Regions from separate parts of the Mus musculus genome. Here region 1 is linked to region 2. Evidence: chromatin loops called from intact Hi-C (ENCODE). Cell type or tissue: left cerebral cortex. All regions are shown on one strand. Each heading gives the region's core, and the rest is flanking DNA. Links, peaks and the distances in the headings are about the cores only.

What was found. Hi-C counts contacts between places; a loop is a spot of excess contacts. Peaks named below come from ENCODE experiments on the same cell type or tissue, not always from the same donor. Only the 100,000 strongest peaks of a DNase experiment are listed, where the experiment ranks them.
Region 1: a loop joins it to region 2, with 2.9 times the contacts of the local background. A loop is called at or near these places in 3 of 42 quality-filtered maps.

The regions. Positions count from the first base shown.
Region 1 is chr15:86,485,805-86,488,614 of GRCm38, reverse strand. The region is part of intron 12 of Tbc1d22a (TBC1 domain family, member 22a); the gene reads right to left. Among named protein-coding and RNA genes, the nearest start is that of Gm34965, 120 kb to the left of the region's middle. In left cerebral cortex, for the core only: no CTCF peak of the experiment used is centred there; DNase peaks (open chromatin) are centred at 1,034, 1,543 and 1,583; H3K27ac peaks cover 1,100 bases.
Region 2 is chr15:86,248,744-86,251,553 of GRCm38, reverse strand. All of the region lies in intron 4 of Tbc1d22a (TBC1 domain family, member 22a), which reads right to left. Among named protein-coding and RNA genes, the nearest start is that of Tbc1d22a, 36 kb to the right of the region's middle. In left cerebral cortex, for the core only: a CTCF peak has its summit at 1,109 (motif pointing left); a DNase peak (open chromatin) is centred at 1,077.

The sequences.
Region 1 (2,810 bases), core at 73-2,572, 240 kb before region 2:
TTAAGCCCAGACCTCAAGCAGAAGGCAGGGGGGCAGGATATGTGCACTCCTCTGCACTGTATGGCTAAGGTTGTGCCATAGTCAACATGAAACATCGTGTGTTAGGCACATGTATAAAATGGAGGTGTGTGTGTGTGGGGGGGGGGGATTAGTGACACTCTAAAACAAACTGGCAAAAGACAGGAAGAGGTTTAGAAGGTTTACAGAAATAGGAGGCCAGTGAAGAGATGTGCTCCAAAATGGACTGGAGATGACAGCCTGGAGACATTGTGGCCACCAGCAAACCTGGCATAAGCCCACAAGGTGTGAGCCCACTCTGCTGGCAGGAACAGTTGTCGAAACCAGATCCTGAGCTAGGGAGACGGCTCAGTAGGTGAGGTATCTATCGCCCAAACACTAGAACCTGAGTTGGATCCCTGGCACCCACGTTCAAAGCACCAACAAGAACACAGGACATGGTGGTGTGTGCTTGAAATCCCAGCCCCGGGGAGGCAAGATTCCTGGAGCTTGTGGCCAGCCAGCCTCCCTTGGCAAACTCCGTGCCTATGAGGTACCCAAGGCTGATGGGCTGATGTGTATATTATACATAAGAAGAGCACACACGAGAGAGAGAGAGAGAGAGAGAGAGAGAGAGAGAGGAAGAGAGAGAGAGGAAGAGAGAGAGAGAGAGAGAGAGAGAGAGAGAGAGAGAGAAAGAGAGAGAGAAAGAGAGAGAGAGAGAGAGAGAGAGAGAGAGAGAGAGAGAGAGAGAGAGAGAGAGAGAGAGAGCGCGAGCAGGGAACTGATAGAACTCTGCTAGTGTGACCTAGGTCCCAGGCCTGTGCTCACACATGCATACAGATCACCTCCGGTGTTTCTCTTACTGCTGTGAACAACTGAGACAAACAACTCAATAAAGGAAGGATTTATTTTACCCGTGCCTTCAGAGGGTTTGGCACAGCAGAGCAGGGCAGCCCTCGCTTTGATAGCTGGGAAGCAGAGTGTGTGTGTGTGTGTGGGGGGAACTGTGTTCACTGAATTTCTCCTTTTCCTATCAGTCTGTGGGATGCTGTGGCCCACAGCCAGAGCAGGTCCCCCGCTCAGTTAACTATTTTTGAAAGCACCCTCACAGTGCCATGCAGAGGTACACCCTGCCAATCTCCTAGGTGATTCAAGCCCAGTTGTGTTGGCAGTGAGGGTTGCCCATTGCCCTGGTGAAGGTGGTGGTCTTAATGATGCGCTTCCAGCTCACTCACCCCAGGCTCAACCCCTGACGAGCAATCAAGAGCTGAATAAATCTGTCTGCTTGCCAAATCAAGGTGCTATTCTCTCAACCATGCCTTCCGTTTCCCCATATTTAAATTTCTTTAGCAATAAAATGTCAGAGAAAAAGACCACCCCTGCTGGTGTACAAAAAGCCTTGGCACAGCCATACAATAGGGTGTTTATTTAGCAGTTTAAAAATATGTTCTCAAGAGGCATGAAGATACCCTGGTGCGTGACGACAAGTGAGGTGATATGGGGGCCACACAGGCACTCGTGGCCCTTTTTATGCCGACAGAGGCAGAGCAGCAGGTCCCTCTCTTGAGGAGCTGGGCTTCGGGTGGGAAGAGCTACCCTGTAGCTTTCTTTTAAAAATGCTCTTTTCTAAGGGTTGTATTTTTGCAGTGGAGAGTGTTCAAACCAATGTTTCCAATTTCAAAGGCAAGCCAAGTATTTCCCTCCTCCTCTGGAGCTGGCCTGGCAGTGTTTCCTTACCAGCAGGACCGGGTGAACTCTCTACTGCACAGTGGAGGGACTCACACCACGCCCCATGCCCTGAAGGAGGGCTTCTCAACATTCTGCCAGCCACGAGGTTTCTTGAACTGATAATCGATCCAGAGAGGAGTATGGAGCCAAGACTCCATGTCCTTCCTTACCCAGAGCATGAGGCTGACCAGCCTGCTTTCAGGGCTATGCTGGGCCCCATGGCACAGAGAATGCTGAGGGGAGGAAGTGGGTAGCCAGAGACTGTTCTGCCTAGGAACCCCTCCTCCACCCCACAGGATTTGCCAGCCTTCTGAAGCCTACTTCTAGAGGCTCAATGGTGTCAAGTGTGGGGTTCAGATGACTCTGAAGAGTCTGGTATATGCAAAGGACTACATTTCTGACCTGAGGGATTTCTTTCCAGGGTCCAGGCACCTGCCTAGGGCAGGAGTTCCTTCCAGGGAACTGCAGCTCAGGATTGCAGCTGACATCAGCTGAAGGCTGTAGCCCCATAGTTGTCCATACCTACTAATAGGGCAAAGCTGCAATTTCACATGGATGGTAGGCCCTGGCTTCTAAGGTGTACGCTACAGCCATGACTGCTAGGCCATCCCCCTGGCTCTGAGCTTGACCACAAGGAGGGCTTCCTGGGTGCTTACTAGCCATCTGGTGAACTCGGATGCCAGGAGCCTCAGTCAAAGCTGTCTGGGACCTCTTGCATGCCCTCAGCTCAGGAGTATGCAGAACAGGCCTTGACTGGGGGACAGGAACCATGACTGTCTCACCAAGTCAGGATGGAAGGGCCGAAGACTATCTGTGACCAGAGGGAGGGAGGTCATACCGAATAAGCCCCACCTCTTATTCACTGCAGGAAACAGGAAGGGCTGCAGAGGCTCTGTCTCAGTGGCTATCACCCAGTAAATCAAAAGCATACAGAACGTCATTTAAGAGGCAGTGGCAGGCAAAGGACCACAGCAGGGCAGACTGTGCTAGGCCCACACACCATCTCGGTTGGTCTAAATCCGTCCTACTAAGGATCTCTGACTCCCAACATAGTCAGTGTTAGGGTGACCTCAGTGCCTAAG
Region 2 (2,810 bases), core at 132-2,631:
CCATATACAACAAAGGCATACAGATACGTGCAGACATCTGTCACCATCAGCACTGTCCCCATCAGCACTGTCACCATCAGCACTGTCCCCATCAGCACTGTCCCCATCAGCACTGTCACCATCAGCACTGTCACCATCAGCACTGTCACCATCAGCACTGTCACCATCAGCACTGTCCCCATCAGCACTGTCACCACCAGCACTGTCACCACCAGCACTGTCACCATCAGCACTGTCAGCTGCAGCAGCAGCACTGCCATCATCTTCTTCTCTGTCATTACCATCGACCTTGATTACCACATCCTCACCAGTACCATCCACATCACCAACATCACTCCAGATAGCTGGACAGTCCATGACTCCACTCAAAAGTCTGCTTTCCATTACTAGGCAAGGGCAGAGGACAGCAGACTAGAGACCAGCAGCACTCTGGTGTCCCTAGGAATCTGGAAGAAAATGATGGATCTGAGCCGTCAACGTCTGGTAAGGAGGAGCAACACCGCACAGAGTGGACTGTGGAGATTAGGTAAGCACGGAGATACTGAGTTTCTAGTTTACACAAACAGACGATGATCTAGAATGGTGGACTGAAGCACGAAGAGGAGAGCTCCCTTCCCCTGCCCAGGGCCAGTAGATAAAAGGAACAAAAACCCCATAAGCAAAATCACTGAAAACAAAGTTTTCATGGAGAGACCAATAAGCCAAAGAAGCAGAAGCAGCATTGTAAGCTCCATCATCACTGGAGCAAGGAGGTAGCAGATCCCGAGGGAATCTGAAAACTAATCACCCGGCACCACTGGGAGATGCACCCCAGAACAGTCATATGGCACCTCACAGAAGGAGCTGGCCTGTCCTGAAACTCAGCGAGGATCCCTTCCACCCACTTAGAAAGTGAGACCCAGAGAACCACAGAGCCGTGGAGCACCCTGCAGTCATGCTCAAGCTGAGACAGCGCTGGTAACAAGAACATACCCGGCACAAGGGTAAGTACAAGTGTAGGCTAAGCCACAGCAGAGCCTCGAAGCAAACCGAAAGAAGCAGAAGCTGGGACGAATACTCAGAAGTGACTCCCAGGCTAAGGGCTGGACCACTCCTAAGGGAAGGCTGACCCCTGCTGTCTGAGGCAGAAACCAACAACATAAGCAACCTCATTTTCTTCACTGAGGCACTACATGCCCACCAGTCCCGTAACAGCCCTGGTCAGCATGCGGAGGGGAGTGGCACCTCAGGAGTATAAGCTAGTTCCACCTAGACACCGCAAACCCAACCAAAAGCATGCAGGTGATTAAAGAAAATTCTGGGACTGGGCCCACAGCTCAGCATGAAGGCCCTAGGTTGTTCTCCAACACCACAAAGAAATTAAATAAAAACCAAATACAGGGCTGGTGAGATGGCTCAGCAGTTAAGAGCACCGACTGCTCTTCCAAAGGTCCAAAGTTCAAATCCCAGCAACCACATGGTGGCTCACAACCATCTGTAACAAAAAAAAAATCTGATGCCCTCTTCTGGAGTGTCTGAAGACAGCTACAGTGTACACATATAATAAATAAATAAATCTTAAAAAAAAAAAAAAAACAAATACATAACCAACAACCAAACCCCAGATGGACAAGTCCCAATGCAGAAACATGAAGTCAGAGTGATGTGACTCCTTCAACGGAACAACAACAGACCTCAGTGAGAATGAATCAGATGGATGCCAGAGAATTCAAAGGAACGGTTTTAAGAATGTTGGCAAAATCAAAGAGGACATGAACTCCTGAATGAATTCAAAGACAATACAAAGAGCTGAACAAAATAAAGATGTCAATACAGCAAATGAAGGATGAATTCAATAAATATAAATACTGAAAAAAATCAAATTGAAGTAAGTCAAAAATAACTCAGTGGAGACCTCACCAATAAAACAGATCAAGTAGAAGACAGACTATTATCAGAGTGTGGACACGCTGGATCAAGAAAACTGAAAGGCTTTCTTGCAGTCCATCTGATCACAATGGACTACAGAGCAGAAACCAACAGCAAGAGAGACTGCAAACAAACACGGCATCCATGGAGACTGACACACACCTAACAATCATCAGATTAAAGAGAGAAAAGTTAAATTGCTAAAATGTAAAGCTATAAAACCTCATAGGTTATTGCCTATGGGCGCAGTGAAAGTAGTTCAAAGGGGGAGTTTACAGCTGATTTAAAAGAAAATTGCAAGTACCTCAAATAAATAATTTAATGATACATGTTAAAAACTTAGAAAAACAAAGTACTGGAGCGATGGCTCAGCAGTTAAGAGTACCAACGGCTCTCCCAGAGCACCCAGGTTGGATTCCCAGCACCCACATGGCAGCTCACAAGTGTCTGTAACTCAAAGATGTCTGATGTCCTCTTCTGGCCTCCGTGGGCACCAGGCATGAACATGGCATGCAGACAGGTATCCAGGTAAGAGTCTCATAGTCATAAAATGAAATAGAAATAATTTAAAGAACTTAGGAAAGCAAGAACAAGCCAATCCAAACACAGTAGACAGAAAGAAACAATAAAGATGAGGGCCAGAAGCAATGAAACAAGCAAATATCCTAGCAGTGACAGAGCTGGCTTTTTGAAAAGGTAAACAAGATTGACGATCCATTAGATAAACTAATCAAGAGAGTATAAAGGCACAGATTAGTAAAACTAGAGATGACAAAGTAGATGTTCAACTAGACAAGCATGAACTTCACTAGGTCACCAGGGCATGCTTGGAAAACCTCTAGTCCAATAATTTGGAAATTGTTGATATAGACACATGACCGACCAAAACCCCAGATATAAAC